Regions from separate parts of the Homo sapiens genome. Here all the other regions are linked to region 5. Evidence: chromatin contacts called from ENCODE Hi-C or POLR2A ChIA-PET data. All regions are on one chromosome and are shown on one strand. Each heading gives the region's core, a stretch centred on a gene start or an enhancer-like site at or near the end of the contact. The rest is flanking DNA. Distances are from core to core; before and after follow the strand shown.

Region 1 (2,700 bases), core at 30-2,529, 3.4 Mb before region 5:
ATCAATCCGTGCGCAAGAATATGCTGCTTTACGATACAGTAGTGTCTTCACACTAGCTAACTAGCTAGCTGTTATAAAGATGGACAAGTCACTTTACCTTCTCCTTCTTCCTCTTCCTCTTCTTCTTCTTCTTTTTTAATCTTTGAATTAAAAAAAAATACGGCGGGGTGAGGTGGCTCGCGCCTGTAATCCCAGCACTTTGGGAAGCCGAGGCGGGCGGATTACCTGAGGTCGGGAGTTCGAGACCAGCCTGGCCAATATGGCGAAACCCTGTCTCTACTTAAAAAATACGAAAATTAGCCGGGCGTGGTGGCGGACGCCTGTAATCCCAGCTACTCGGGAGGCTGAGGCAAGGAGAACTGCTTGAACCCGGAAGGCGGACGCTGCAGTGAGCCGAGATCGCGCCATTGCACTCCAGCCTGGGCAACAGAGCCAGACTCCTTAAAAAAAAAAAAAAACTCATAATACCTACTCATAGGGCTGTAATGGAGATTAAAGGAAACAAGAATGGTATGTAAAGCATCGGATACAAGGTAGGGAAGAACTCAACAGTGGCTTTTATTTAATGATGCTGAAGGTACCGATGAAACAGAGAAATAAAGGGATCAATCTTTCTGGGAGCTTCAGTTTCATTTATAAAAAGAAGAAGATGAGTTAGCATAACATTTCTAAGGCTCTTGCCACTTCTAAGACTGTGATCCTGGCATTTTATTATCTAGAGACCAGGCAGCGAGACATTGATGGGCAGTTGGTGTTAAAGTGAGAAAGGCGGTATCTGCGCAGACTGCAGGGTCGAACCATGAGCAAGCAATCGTATCTGCCACAACAGATAAGAACTGGGGCTGGCCGGCCTGACGACTCTCAACGGGTTAGACGCGGGCTACGATGACCTTCACGATCTTTTCTGGCAGCTACACGGCCACGCAGGGTGGGACTGCTCTGCCTACGAACAGCACTGTGTGCGAACACAGGGCCACGGTTAAGCCTCCCGGCTGCCTCCCCCAGGGAACACGACCCCTGAGAAGATTCCAGACAGTCTCGCAGAGGCACGGGGAAGGATGGAACAGAGCCGGGAGCTCGGTGGGAAGAGGGGCAGCCCGCACCGCCCCCGGGATGTCACCGGCGCTTCTGGGAAATGTAGTCCTTCGCCGCGTCCGCAGCCCTGGGCACTCGGAAGGAGGACTACAGTTCCCTTCAGCCTTGGGAATGCTTTGTGCAGCGCGCTTGCGCGGTGTGGCGGCCGATGCCGCTATAAAGGCTTGTTTTGCTGCAGGGCTCATGCTCGGGAGCGTGGTTGAGCGGCTGGCGCGGTTGTCCTGGAGCAGGGGCGCAGGTAGGTGATGGCTGCTGCCGCACCCCTGCCCTCCAGCTCGGTTGTCACGGGGATCACCCCTTTGCATTTCCTCGGGGCGTGGCGGGATGTGGCCAGGGCTGCGAGCAGTTCGGGGGACACTGGAGACTTGGGGAACGGCGTATGGCCTCCCCCTGGTCTCCTGCCGCCGCCTCCTAGGCCTGTGAGCCCGGGGTCTGGTGACGGGGTCGTGTGCTGGAAGACAGGCAGGTAGGATCGGGATGAGCGGGCAGGGACGCGGGCTACGTCCCTGGCCGCGGCCGCCAGGGGGCGCTGCGCCCGCGGGCCGTGGGTGTGGGTCGCGCTCGCCTGGGCAGGCCGGAGCGGGCTGTGGGAACGCCCTAGGGCCCGGGCATCCCAGGCGAAGCGGGTCTGAGAGAAACGCCCACCTGGGAGGCTGTGCAGCGGGTGGCTCGGGGCACCCTGCTCAACCCGCAGCGGAGCCGCCAGCGACCTTCGAAGTAAGTCATCCCCTTCGTTTTTGCAAGCGGGTAAATGGAGGTACGTGACATAAGCACGCGCAGCAAAGCCGTGGCTGTGCCGGGAACGCAGCCCAGATCTCTCCACGGTCATCCAGTGCTCTTTTCGCTTCTGCCACACAGAGCCGCGGGTGGCTTTGTGTTTATCACACAGGGGCCATTTGGTTTCTGCACAGACGGAGAGGCTGGAGGCAGGTGGGCACAGGAACGACGGGGAAAGTTTCAGGAGGTCTTGGAGGAGGAGATGGCTAGGTTTTACTGTGGTCCGCAGCGTGTATGAAAGGTGAGGCTGCTTGGAGACGCAACAAGTGGATTACAGTGGGTGTGGTAAATACGTATCCCTTTAGCGTGGTGTCTTCCTCGTGCAGCTTGAGGGCCTGGAGGTGATGGAAACCTACTCATGAGTGTTGGGATGACTGCAGCTTGCACACACCAGTCTGGTAATCCCGTGCAACTCTCCTCCTGCCATGCAGTTGAATCAGTATCATTGTGCAGGGAGAGTGTCTACACTTTTATCAGTGGAAAGAGAATCTTGGTAAAAAAGGGCAGCTGACTAAGTGGCCTCAACCCTATTGGGCACTTCTTTGGGGTTCTCCCACGTTGATTATTCTGCTTCTACCCTTGTACATGTCTGGACAACAGGTTTGTTTTTTACAAACAAAAATCCCTTCTCTTTCTTCCTCTCTTGATAGCTGAGGCAAGTGAGCATTTAAAAAAGATATTCCAACAACTTTAAAGGAGGACACGAGAAGATAGGGAAATATAAATAGTATCAGTAAAATGGCTGGCCTGGGGATCCATCCTTGCTTGCTTGCTTGCTTCAGACTGGGGCTTTGTTTCTTTCCAAACCTGTCAGGATTCCCAGCTCTT
Region 2 (2,700 bases), core at 54-2,553, 3.0 Mb before region 5:
CTGCGTGCCCAGAACTGCCTGCAGGATCAGGCAGCAGCAGCGGCGGCGGCGGCCACCGAGGCTACCAGCCGCCCGCAGCAGGGGCGGGAGCGCGCGCCTCCCGCACCCGCGCCACCCGGCTCCACTCGGGCCGCAGCTGCAAAAGCAGCGACAGCGCGCGCTCCCGCGCGTCCTCCAGATCACCTTCAAGGGGGCGGGAAGAATGGCCCAGGGCAGGCCCACCTAGTGACAATAAAAACTCGCCAATAAAAACTCGAACTCTCCCTCGGGTACCGCCCACAAGCTGCCGCAGGCGCCCAATCCCCGCCGCGTTAACAGTCTTCACCCGGGGTGTCCAGAACTTGAGGGCGGGTCCATTAGGAACTAAATTAAGAAACTGAGTCCTGGAGTGGTAAGAAGGTGGGGAGGTTAGGCGGGGACTGCGCCGGCGGAACGCCCGCTCCCCCGCCCGCCCCGGCTCCCCGGGGACGGCCGCAGCGGGCCGGGTGTCGCGATCGTGGTAAACAAAGGCTCGCAGGGGACGGGGGCGGGGGTAACGGTCAGGTGACAGTGCCGAGTGCATTTCGCAATCGCTTTAATGGGGCTTCACGGGCCCGCGGCCCTGGGGACCCCACCTTGACCCCGTCATTCCTCCCGGACAGAACCGACGGTCGTCCCACCAAACAAGAAGGCTGGATTTGAGGCGGTCGCACTCCCCCGGGCTTCCTGAAATAAAAAGCAGCGCCCCGTTCGCAGCCCATCGGCAACAAGCAGCACCCGTCTGCCCAGCCGCCTCCCCCGGCGGCGCCCGGCCCCGCGGCGACTAGCCTACCGCACCTGCGGCTACCCCCAGTCCCGGCAACCACCCCGCCCTAGCCAGGCCGCACCAGCCGCGCCGCGGTTCCGGGCCGTAGTGCCAGGAGGCGCGCGCGCCCTCCCTCAGGGCTGTAGCTACCAAGCGGGGGAGGAAGACCCCCCAGGTGAACCCTGGAGGCCCCTCGCCTCAGAAAGGGGCCCTGTAGCCCAGCTGCAGCCTCTCCGCAGACCGCCAGTCTGGCTCTGAGAGGCCGGCCGCCGCTGGCTGCCCTCCCGCAGACACCCCGGTGGTCAGGACCGCCGTCGCCCCTCCGCCCCCGAGGACTCAGACTCTGACCGGTTCCTCGCCTTTCGGCCGGTCCCGGAGCTGTCACCCCCGGTACCTCTCGGCGAACACTGGAAGCAGCCAGCAGTGGCTAACCCCGCGGTCCCTCAGCGGCGGGCGGCGCAGCGCACTCTCCAGCGCCGGCGTCTCCTCCAGCCACCAGTCTCTGCCGCAGCTCACAACAAAGGAAACATGTGACCGTCCGGGCCAAAACACTGAGCGTCAGCGAACCCTGGCCAATCCGGGTGGGCGTCCTCCGCCCCGGGGAACCCTGGGAGATGTAGTTCACGCTTCCCGGTGGCCTCCGGGGCCACCTGGGGCTCCCGCCGTGGGGTGGGTGTCGGGTGCCCAAGAGGACGAGACCCACCCAAAGGGCTGCTGACTCAAAAACACCTTGTTTTAAGCAGAGACAGTTAAAAAAATGCCTCTTGTGTAAGGAGCCGAGTGAGAAGCCAGAGTCGTTTCTTTCCTTCCCTCAAAGGCCCCTGCCACGTCCCAAGGAAAAAGCCCGCGATCAGCCCTTCGACTTTAAAGCTTGGGTCGAAGCTTAGAGAGCTTTTTATTTGACCCTTTGATAGACAATCGGAAATCAGGCCTGAGGGCCTGCAGGGTGGACGAGACTAAAACCCCAGTCCTTAGAAGGAGCAAGGAAAACCACCTCTTTTTTTTTGATAAAGCTGTTACTGTCCCTGGTATCAAATCCTAGGTTACCTTTTTATTTTAAACGCACATGCACGTCGACCAAAGCTGTCACAAATCCCTGTTTTCCAAGGTAGATGGAGTTCCTAAAGGACATTGTGTTGTCGTTTTGTGTCTGCAAGCTTTTTGTTTTGTTTCGTTTTGAGACAGAGTTTCGCTCTGCCACTCAGGGTGGAGTGCAGTGGCGCAATCTCGGCCCACTGCAACCTCTGCCTCCCGGGTTCAGGCGATTCTCCCGCCTTAGCCTCCCGAGTAGCTGAGACTACAGGTGCCCGCCACCACGCCCAGGTAATGTTTTGTATTTTTAGTAGAGGCTGTGTTAGCCAGGCTGGTCTCGAACTTCTGGCCTCAAGTGATCCGCCTGCCTTGGCCTCCCACAGTGCTAGGATTACAGGCATGAGCCACTGCGCCCCGCCTGCAGGTATTCTTTTAAAGGATGATTGCAACCATTTAACTAGTTTTTGGTTTCTGATACCAAATTTAAAAATCTCTATCTTCTACATGTCATGAATACCGTCATGCCTCTATTAAATTAGGCGTTGTGTTCTGATGACCAGAGGCGGAAATAATATGGAAGGCCTATATACAGGCCTTTTAAACATACTTTTTAGGCCTCTTTTCCATCTCTTATTCAATTATTTGAGCTATTTCTTCTGGTATTTATATATTTCCAAATAATGTATGACTATTTCCTATTAAGGAAGCTATCCTTCTCATAATCTGGTTAAATCATTAATGTTTACGCTAATGAGACCATGTATTTATTATTCATTGTTGAGACAAATCGTATACAATTTCCCATCTTGTATGGCTTTTGGTTTTCCTTGGAGTTTTAATAATTATCCTCTTTCTTTGCTTATTTTATTATGGATCTATCACAA
Region 3 (2,700 bases), core at 45-2,544, 5.0 Mb before region 5:
TCTCAAAAAAAAAAAAAATTAACACTTGATCACTAAAGTTGAAGAGGGGGCATAGAATTTGTATAGTATTTTATTTTCCAGATTTTTAGGTAAGGAGGTCGATACAATAAAATGGGACACTCCAAAGAGTAGATGCTAAATAAGAATAGCTTTTGGGGCTGAGTGCAGTGGCTCATGCCTGCAGTCCCAGCACTTCCAAAGGCTGGGGTGGGCGGATCACTTGAGGTCAGGAGTTCAAGGCCAGCCTAGCCAATATAGTGAAACCCCATCTCTACTAAAAACACAAAAATTAGCCAGGCGTGGTGGTGCACACCTGCAATCCCAGCTACTTGGGAGGCTGAGGCAGGGGAATCGCTTGAACCCAGGAGGCGGAGGTTGCGGTAAGCCGAGATCGCACCACTGCACTCCAGCCTGGGCGACAGAGCAAGACTCCGTCTCAACCAAAAGAAAAAGAAAAAAAGAAAAGAATAGCTTTGCGTTTCCCCCAAATTTTAACCGAATTTAAGAGTACAGACTAGTGATTGTTTTAAAGGAGTGAGGCACCTAAGCCTTTTTACTCATTCACTAATTCTAAAGCACAAAACCCTTCTGGCCCCAAACACACAGACTGTTTGACAGCTGTTTTGGAACAAAACAGGTGCTGTTTCTTGCTGCAAGGACAGTACTTGCAGTCAAAACGGCTTTGGGCAAGCTATGAATCTCACTTCAACTGCACTTAATGTCTGCAGATGACACTTGCGAGGGTGCTTTGTAAACAGTGAGCCACAACAAAGACAGTATTCCTTCAATGTTAGTGTTCAGCCTAAGAGCGGCAAAGCCCCATTTGTTATCAGCAACCAGCTTGGCCTCTGACAAGAATGTCAAAGACCCTGCCATCACCGGCCGCTACGAAGACGACCAGCTCCTCCTTCATCAGGAGCTGCCTCCCTACAGCCTGGCGGGAGCGACTACGTCACTAGGATCCCGGCGACCTGTTTCGGGTGAGCCTGGCTGAATCAAAGCTATCACGGCCGAGGAGCCCGCTGTGGGGGAGGGGGTAAGGCCAGGCTGGCGCTCAGCCCCCTCTCGTCTCACCTGTCTGAGCGCCGCCTCTTCAGGAGGGCCCGGGCAGGGGGCACCGACCGGTCGCAGAAACGGAAAATGGTGCCGAGAATCCTAACCAGCCATCTGTACATACCAGGCCCAAGCAGCAGCGGCGGCCGACACACCCCGAGACGCAAACCCCAGAGCTGTCGCCGCCGCTGCCGCCTTCGCCGTCTTAACCACCACCGCCAGAGTTCGGTCGCTGATTTGTGACGCGATTCAAGAGCCCACAGATACAGCGTCCCCAGGGCTACCAGAGGCCCCCGCCCGCCACCACTCCTGACGTCACCTCCTCCCGCCCGACCGGAAAGCTCCATTCTCAATCTGCGCACGCGCAACCTAGCACCGCTCCCTATTTCCGAGCCCAGCAACAAGAGTAATTGTGGGACGGTCCCGGCCCAATCGCTGACGAGATCGGAAGGGCTGTCGGCAGGGTTTTCTCTTCGGCGGAGCCAATCCGGAGCCGGCCCGTGGGACAAGGCCCACAGGCCACATGTGAGGCTGCTCCACTCCGGAGGAGGCGTTCCGGGGTCCCAGAGGACATTAGGTGCTCAGTGTTTGCTGAATGCACATGTAAAGGTAGATCAGGTTAATTAACACACGTTTACCGTTTTAGGCGCCCTTTATTTTGCACTTACCTTTTGCCTCGTACTTTTCACGCATTGTCACCTTAATATGCCCAGCAATGGCGTGTGACAGAGAGTCTTAAGCCAGTTTTATAAGTCAAGGAAATTGAGGCATAGAGCGATTAAGTTATTTGTCTAAGATCACAAAACTAGCTAGAGACGTGGCTGGAACTTGAACCCGGGGTCTGAGTACCAGCGCCAGTCCCTCGCCCTTGAGGTCAGTCTACTTGGAGACATGTACATAGATAATTACAAATTACAATACACCGTAAGTGGTTGCTGTGATAAAGGTATGTGCAGAGTGCAGTGGGAGCCAGAGAAAGGAAAACCACACACTGAGGGAGAGAAGGAAAGGGCAGATGTCCTCAAGAAAGGCTTCACAGAAATTTAAGGATGAAACCTGCGGCCCACTAATGTCTCCTACCCTGGGCTAGTAAGTAATGAGTCTCGTTACTCTCCCTCTATAATTCCAATGTCACACTTCTAGTTAATTGTCAACTATAGGCCGGGCGCGGTGGCTCCTGCCTTTAATCCCAGCACTTTGGGAGGCTGAGGTGGGCAGATAGCTTGAGCCCAGGAGTTTGAGACCAGTCTGTGCAACATAGTAAAACCCCATCTTTACAAAAAATACAAAAATTAGCCGGGTGTGGTGGCACGCACCTGTAGTCCCAACTACTTGGTAGGCTGAGGTGAGACGATCACTTGAGCCCAGGAGGTTGAGACTGCAGTGAGTCGTGATCACGCCACTGCACTCCAGCCAGGGTGACAGAGTGGGACCCTGACGCACCCCATCAAAAAATTATCAACTGTAAAACAAATCCCACCCTATTTAGTGATAGAAAATCCAGTCCCCTCTTCCAAACAATCCTAAGAATCCTCAAAGGTTTTCATGCCCCACAAATCCATTCCTGATTAACTTGTTTCCTACTTGTGATTCAGTTAAGGCCAGAGTTTTACACTTGCTTGAACTTCAACGCTGGCACTCCCCAGT
Region 4 (2,700 bases), core at 95-2,594, 3.6 Mb before region 5:
AGGACTGGGGGGTGGGGGTGGCGCAGGCTCATAAAATTAAGAAATCCTTCCATCTGAAATCGTGATTCCAGGCCCATGAAGTAACTCATTTCTGGCCTGGGTGCCTATAAGCAAGAAGCAGGGATGTCAGGATGCCTGAATTATCCAAATTATTTGGGTCAAATTAATTTAGACTGTTTGAGAAAAGGCATTAATTTGGTTTTAGATTTCCTGGATTAGCCCTGGTATTAATTTCACAGGGAGTACTTTAGAGGACTTTTCTAAACTGGAAAATAAAGCCTTTTCCTGTGGCTGTCAAGGTCTTCCAGAGGGGTGAGCGGTCTCTCAAGGTGGTGGACTCATCCCATCCCTCAGTCCCAAACAGGCTGGGAGAGGAGATGCAAAATGGAGGTAGAGCCTGGGGCAAAGCACCAAGTCCACAGGTATCGAGTGGTAGGTAGCGAAGGGCACCCGAGAACCAGAGGGGGGCCTTGGGCAAGAATGGAACATTTAGTTAAGGGGAAAGACCTTCAGTGAAAGCCAGGCAGCGTCCTCAGGTGAGCCCACAGCAGCAAACTGGGCTGGTGGAGTGAACGTAAAGGTAAGGGTTTCCAGTATGGAAAAGGTCAAGGCTTTAAGAAGGAAAAACCGGCCGGGGGAACTGACAGTGGTGAATAAGGGAAAGCTGGGGAGACAGAGCCTGCTTGGGGTTCAGGTGCAGAGTAATGAGAGGGTGGTAGGCTTTTCGCCTTGGGGAGGACATTGTGGGAAAAGATGGTGCCATGGGGGTGCGGGGGCTGTCACAGGTCTAAGGAAGAAGAGCCGCGGGGTGCCACTGAACTAAGAGGAGGGGGTGCCGCATGGCGTGAGACCTGTCACGGTGCAAGGCGGCGGCACAAAGGGGTGTCACTGTCCTACGAGACGGGGAAATTGTCCTTGCGCGGAGGGGTAGGGGGTTGGCACGATCCTAGGGAGGGGGCGCTGCGCAGCGTTCCTGCTCTGGGAGGATTCCAAGCGGTATCCCTCTCATGGGAGGCGCCAGGCGGGTCAGGTGGAGGGCACCGCTCCCCGCCAGCCCTGCAATCGCGCCCCGGGCGCCCCCGCCCCACCGTCAGCTAGCTCCCGGGTCCGAAGGCTGAAGCCACTCCCGGGTGTGGGCAGCTTTCCGCCAGCTCAGTGCAGGGCAGGACAAAGCTGCGCGGCGAGGCAGACGACCCGCAGCGTCCTCCTCCACGCCATAAGGCCAGATCCCCGGCTCACCTGGTGTCCTCGGCCCCCTGCTCTGCCGGCCCGGCCACTCTCCGGATCCCAAGATGTCCGCCCGCCCCCTGCTCGTCTGCCCGCTGCCTCGGCTTTCACCGCAGTGCCGCCGCCCCGCCCCGGCCCCGGCTGCGCGTGCGCGCCGGCGTCTAGCGCCGACTACAAATCCCGTCAGGCCTCGCGGCCTCCTTGCTTGCAATTTGAAGCGCTCTAGGTTTAGCAAAACTACAACTACCGACTGCCTTCGAGAAACCGCCCCCGCCTCAGGAAGGGGTAGGCGTGGCCTTAGTCGGCCCTACCAGAAATACACATTCCAGCATACACCGCTCCACCCGCCTCATTTTTTTTTTTTTTTTTTTTTTTTTTTTTTTTTTCACTGAGCGCTCTGGGAATTGTAGTCCCTGCACTTCCTCCTGTTCCTATTTGTGTTCTGGAGAGCTTTGGGATATTAATGCCATTTGTGGAAGCACATCTGTTAAGCCTTGGATTGCTGTAGGCCTTTTCTGTCTCCAGAGTCCCAGGACTGGCTGTCCTCACTTTACACACAAATAAATACAACTGGGCAGTAGAAGTGTTTGTGCTGAATTTACTGCTTTCTAACACTACCTCTGATTCTCTCAAGCTTTTCTCATATATTTGTTCCGGACATGAGCTTTTTCCAAGGGATCAAGACCCAAGGAGAGGAGCGGGGAGGAAGGAGGCGACTACTTGGAAGAAACTAAACCTTTTCACAAATAAGTCCATGACTGTACACTCTTCCCGGAGGTCAGCTACAGCTTTTCATGAACGAGCCGATGTTCTCCTTAGCTATACCTATGCGACTGTGTATGCCTTCTAGTGACAGGCATATATGTTGCTTAGAAGACGTTCGAAGAGTTGAATTTAGTTTGACATGGGATTTGAAATCCCCTCTTTGATAAACAGAATCTTTACATCCAAGCTGAGGAGACAGACCCAACCCTCACACATGAAAGGCCTGCTTGGTTCTTGCAGAGTCTTAAGAAAATCTGTTGGCTCTTCTCTTTCTGTAGGCAGAGATAAACTGCTGCCTTCCTTGGGCAGGACTACGCCTGTCATGGGAGGAAGGAAGGGCAAGAAAGGACAGATCTGGTTGCAAATGTTACAGTCCTTCCCAGCCTCCAGCCAGAAGCCACGATGTGGCAGGATGAAGATCTGACCTCTCTCACATCATAGTCACGGCCTGAAGTCATTAAGTGACTGAATACAGGCACTTCTAATTTTTGAACCAGCACTCAAGGCTTCACTTCTACCTTTGCAAAAGCTTTATCTTCCAAAAATACCCTAAACTGCTACCAATTTAGAGTAAATAATAATAATGATAAAATAATAATAATAATAGCTACCATTTATTGAGCACCTACTCTACTGTGTGCCAGGCACTGTGCTAGGCACTTTTCGTACAATATCTAATTTAAATCCTCACAACAACCCTGTGAGGTA
Region 5 (2,700 bases), core at 35-2,534:
ACATTTAATTTCCAAAAGCATCTTGGCAGGTATACTTGAGCACAACTGCATGCAAAGATATAGTTCTTGCATTGAGATGCGTTAACAAAAACAGAAGCAATCCAAGTAACAAAAATAACTTACTGTGATTTCTAAGTGGGCTATATCTCTCATGATACCACTTCCTAAACAGATCAACACCATGAAAAAACCGAATTCCCGAATAGAACTAATTCTTCCAATCACTATATCACCACGCTCAATATCTCGGAAAAACAGCTCTCTCCGATCCATACTAGGTATCTCCATGAATTGCTCTAAAGGTGGCATGATTGCATAATGATCTAAAAAAAAAAAATTAACAAAATCACTAACGATAGTTTTGAGTTCCGTTTCACCTGAAGTACTGTTAAACCGAACCGCAATCTTAAAGATTTTAAGGCTAAACTGACCTTCACTGTCTTCATTAATTTCAGAAGTTGCAGGTGCATCTGATTTCCAGGAAAGTGCAAAAAGCAGATCCGCTTTTTTGGAGATGAATTTCTGTATCTCGATGTTGTCAACTCTCTTCTCTTTTCTTAAAAAGAAAAAAATATATATGAAAATTGGGTTATCTGCAAAGCCTCTTTACTTCTAACCTTCTGCTTATGGCTTTCATCGCCCATTCCGCTCCATCCTAAGCTGCAGACAATACAACCTCAGACAAAAAGTTTTAACTAGGCATTCCCTCATTAACCAACCTGGAGGTGGAGAGCGGGGAAACTTAAAAAGTGACGCCTCCAACTCAGATAGGAAAGCTCAAGGGATTTTTAGCTAAGGAATCTGCGCCTCTACCAAGCAGTGCCAGAGAAAAAGTTCAGCCCGCATCCCGCATTGCACAACCCAGGAGCGCCCCCCGTCCACCCAGCCCAAGACACCAGCGCGCGATCGTCCTGTGCTCACGGCCGCGGCTCCACTTCCTCTAGACGCAAACCCGGGGCTGCGGTAGTGGCTGCCAGAGCTGCGTCCCCTCTTCCGTGGCGCAGTGGCACCAACGTCTCATTACCTGCCCTGCAACGGGTGCTGGGGCGGCGGGCCCCGGGCTGGCTCGGCGGCCGACCCCAGGAGGCTACGGAAGTGTGGATTGTCCTGCTGTTCGCTCCGAAGTAGAGAGAGCAAAGACGACCCGTGGCAATTTAGCGACTGCCGCAAAAGGTCCCGGTCCATGGCTAGAGAATGCAGGGCCCGGAGGCCGACGGGCTGATAGTTCCCTGTTCCGTGTCCGCTACTTGAGCCGGGTGGTACAGGAAGCGGAAGAAACTGTCTGGAGGCTGCCGGAAGTACACAGACAGCACAACCAGTTACACCCGGAAGTGTTCTGGGGTCGCCCCCACGGCGGCGCGGCGGAGCTCAGCCTCGATCTCGCGAAACCGAGCGAGACTACGGAAGGCCGAAGGATTGGGCTCAGCATTGCTTGGGCTAAAGGCTGACTAGGGCTTCCAGGAAGTGATGTATGTGAGAAGTTTGCTTTTTAAAGTGTACGTGGGATCGTTATTACGTCGAAATAGCTCGAGCTGTAACCTAGGGTAAATAATAATTCCTTTTCGTATTCATCAAGGTGCTTCTAAGTGCCAGTGCCAGGGTAAGAACCCTATACGAGTCTCCAAGCTTCTTCCCTCGACGTACTCTCTGCGTAAATCAATACCTGTGTCTCTGGCGTAACCCCATTCAACCGGCTGCTCCGGGAAGGTTTCCAGGTGGTTTTAAGGGCAGAAGAAAGGAAGGACACGGACATTTGTTAAGCACCTGGAGTGGTGTTCTCCATCCATACCCCATTTACTGTTAGTGATTGTGAATTCTAAAACCAGGATGGCTTTAATGTCTCCACACGTGCATATGCCATTCAAGTTTTACAATAACTAATGAACACATGCATTTCTTATTTAGTTTATCTCAATGGTTGCTCAAAATTTAGTGTCTGTGGGACTTACTGTATAGTGGTATGTACGCAAAAGTCAATATACTGTTCTTATGGACAATTCAAGTGATTTTCAAAGGGAATTTCAACTTAGGTCCCCCATCCCCTTACTTACTGACTTGAGAACCTAACCACTATGGTAGCTATTGTACTTTTTCATTTTAGAAAACGAGGAAACATGCTCAGAGAGTCCCAGTAAATTGCTCAATGGCACACAGCTAGTAAGAGGCTAGAGTTAGGATTCCAAACGAAGTATTAATTGGTCTTCTCAGGCAGAGTTGCTGGATTGAGTATTTTATCATATGGAAGGTCTAACTAACCCTAATTTTGAGATCATGTAGCTTCGTTTTATTCCAGTATAAAATTTGTACCATTTAAATATGTTCAGTGTAAATAGTTCAGTATAGTCCTCTTGAACAGAAATAAACGGTGACAGTTAGTCTCTCCACTTCCCACCATGTGTCTTTGAGGAAATCAACTTGCCTTTCACTGTGTTACCACTTTTGTATAGGAGATCTAGCCCAGAACATAATCGATACTGCCACACTGTTTTGTGGAAAACCCAGGCAAATAGGTAAACAGTTTGAGACTTGAGAAAATGCAACAAACAAGAATGCAACTGTAAAAGATAAATTTGGGTTAGGCACGGTGGCTCACACCTGTAATCCCAGTACTTTGGGAGGCCGAGGGTGGATCACTTGAGGTCAGGAGTTCAGAGACCAGCTTGGCCACCATGGCCTAACCCCGTCTCTACTAAAAATACA

What was found. A loop is a pair of places that touch in the nucleus more often than their neighbours do. ChIA-PET counts read pairs that join two places held with the same protein, here RNA polymerase II (POLR2A). Pooled maps may share reads with other maps.
Region 1: a loop to region 5 is called in a map of CD8-positive, alpha-beta T cell, with 6 times the contacts of the local background. The contact joins the promoter of ABCC5 here to the promoter of TTC14 in region 5. A Hi-C loop is called at or near these places in 1 of 168 maps with a recorded cell type or tissue (CD8-positive, alpha-beta T cell) and 8 of 50 pooled maps. POLR2A ChIA-PET finds 5 or more read pairs at or near these places in 1 of 52 experiments (activated T-cell).
Region 2: a map of CD4-positive, alpha-beta T cell shows a loop between it and region 5 (14-fold over the local background). The contact joins the promoter of KLHL24 here to the promoter of TTC14 in region 5. A Hi-C loop is called at or near these places in 2 of 168 maps with a recorded cell type or tissue (CD4-positive, alpha-beta T cell and naive thymus-derived CD4-positive, alpha-beta T cell) and 6 of 50 pooled maps.
Region 3: a loop to region 5 is called in a map of naive thymus-derived CD4-positive, alpha-beta T cell, with 8 times the contacts of the local background. The contact joins the promoter of SENP2 here to the promoter of TTC14 in region 5. A Hi-C loop is called at or near these places in 1 of 168 maps with a recorded cell type or tissue (naive thymus-derived CD4-positive, alpha-beta T cell) and 6 of 50 pooled maps. POLR2A ChIA-PET finds 5 or more read pairs at or near these places in 1 of 52 experiments (CD4-positive, alpha-beta T cell).
Region 4: a loop to region 5 is called in a pooled map, with 19 times the contacts of the local background. The contact joins the promoter of AP2M1 here to the promoter of TTC14 in region 5. A Hi-C loop is called at or near these places in 5 of 50 pooled maps.

What each region holds. Positions count from the first base shown.
Region 1 is chr3:184,016,463-184,019,162 of GRCh38, reverse strand. It overlaps ABCC5 (ATP binding cassette subfamily C member 5), which reads left to right and starts at 1,279. Exons shown (of 30, transcript NM_005688.4): 1 at 1,279-1,333. RefSeq lists an enhancer at 882-1,061 and a silencer at 1,542-1,711.
Region 2 is chr3:183,634,226-183,636,925 of GRCh38, reverse strand. It overlaps KLHL24 (kelch like family member 24), which reads right to left and starts at 1,303. Exons shown (of 8, transcript NM_017644.3): 1 at 1,133-1,303. It overlaps LOC107986162 (a long non-coding RNA gene), which reads left to right and starts at 317. Exons shown (of 2, transcript XR_001741042.2): 1 at 317-391; 2 at 642-2,700. RefSeq lists silencers at 1-227, 278-597, 788-857, 868-977 and an enhancer at 1,398-1,457.
Region 3 is chr3:185,584,889-185,587,588 of GRCh38, reverse strand. SENP2 (SUMO specific peptidase 2) reads right to left here and starts at 1,294. Exons shown (of 17, transcript NM_021627.3): 1 at 1,075-1,294. The coding sequence starts at 1,175. RefSeq lists enhancers at 1,215-1,614, 1,655-1,704, 1,198-1,816, 1,817-2,435, 2,436-2,700.
Region 4 is chr3:184,173,499-184,176,198 of GRCh38, reverse strand. AP2M1 (adaptor related protein complex 2 subunit mu 1) reads right to left here and starts at 1,344. Exons shown (of 12, transcript NM_004068.4): 1 at 1,240-1,344. DVL3 (dishevelled segment polarity protein 3) reads right to left here. Exons shown (of 15, transcript NM_004423.4): 15 at 2,585-2,700. RefSeq lists a silencer at 967-1,016 and an enhancer at 1,227-1,296.
Region 5 is chr3:180,600,747-180,603,446 of GRCh38, reverse strand. TTC14 (tetratricopeptide repeat domain 14) reads right to left here and starts at 1,284. Exons shown (of 12, transcript NM_133462.4): 1 at 1,025-1,284; 2 at 432-556; 3 at 124-323. The coding sequence starts at 1,185. TTC14-DT (TTC14 divergent transcript) reads left to right here and starts at 1,334. Exons shown (of 3, transcript NR_183700.1): 1 at 1,334-1,544. RefSeq lists an enhancer at 1,204-1,493.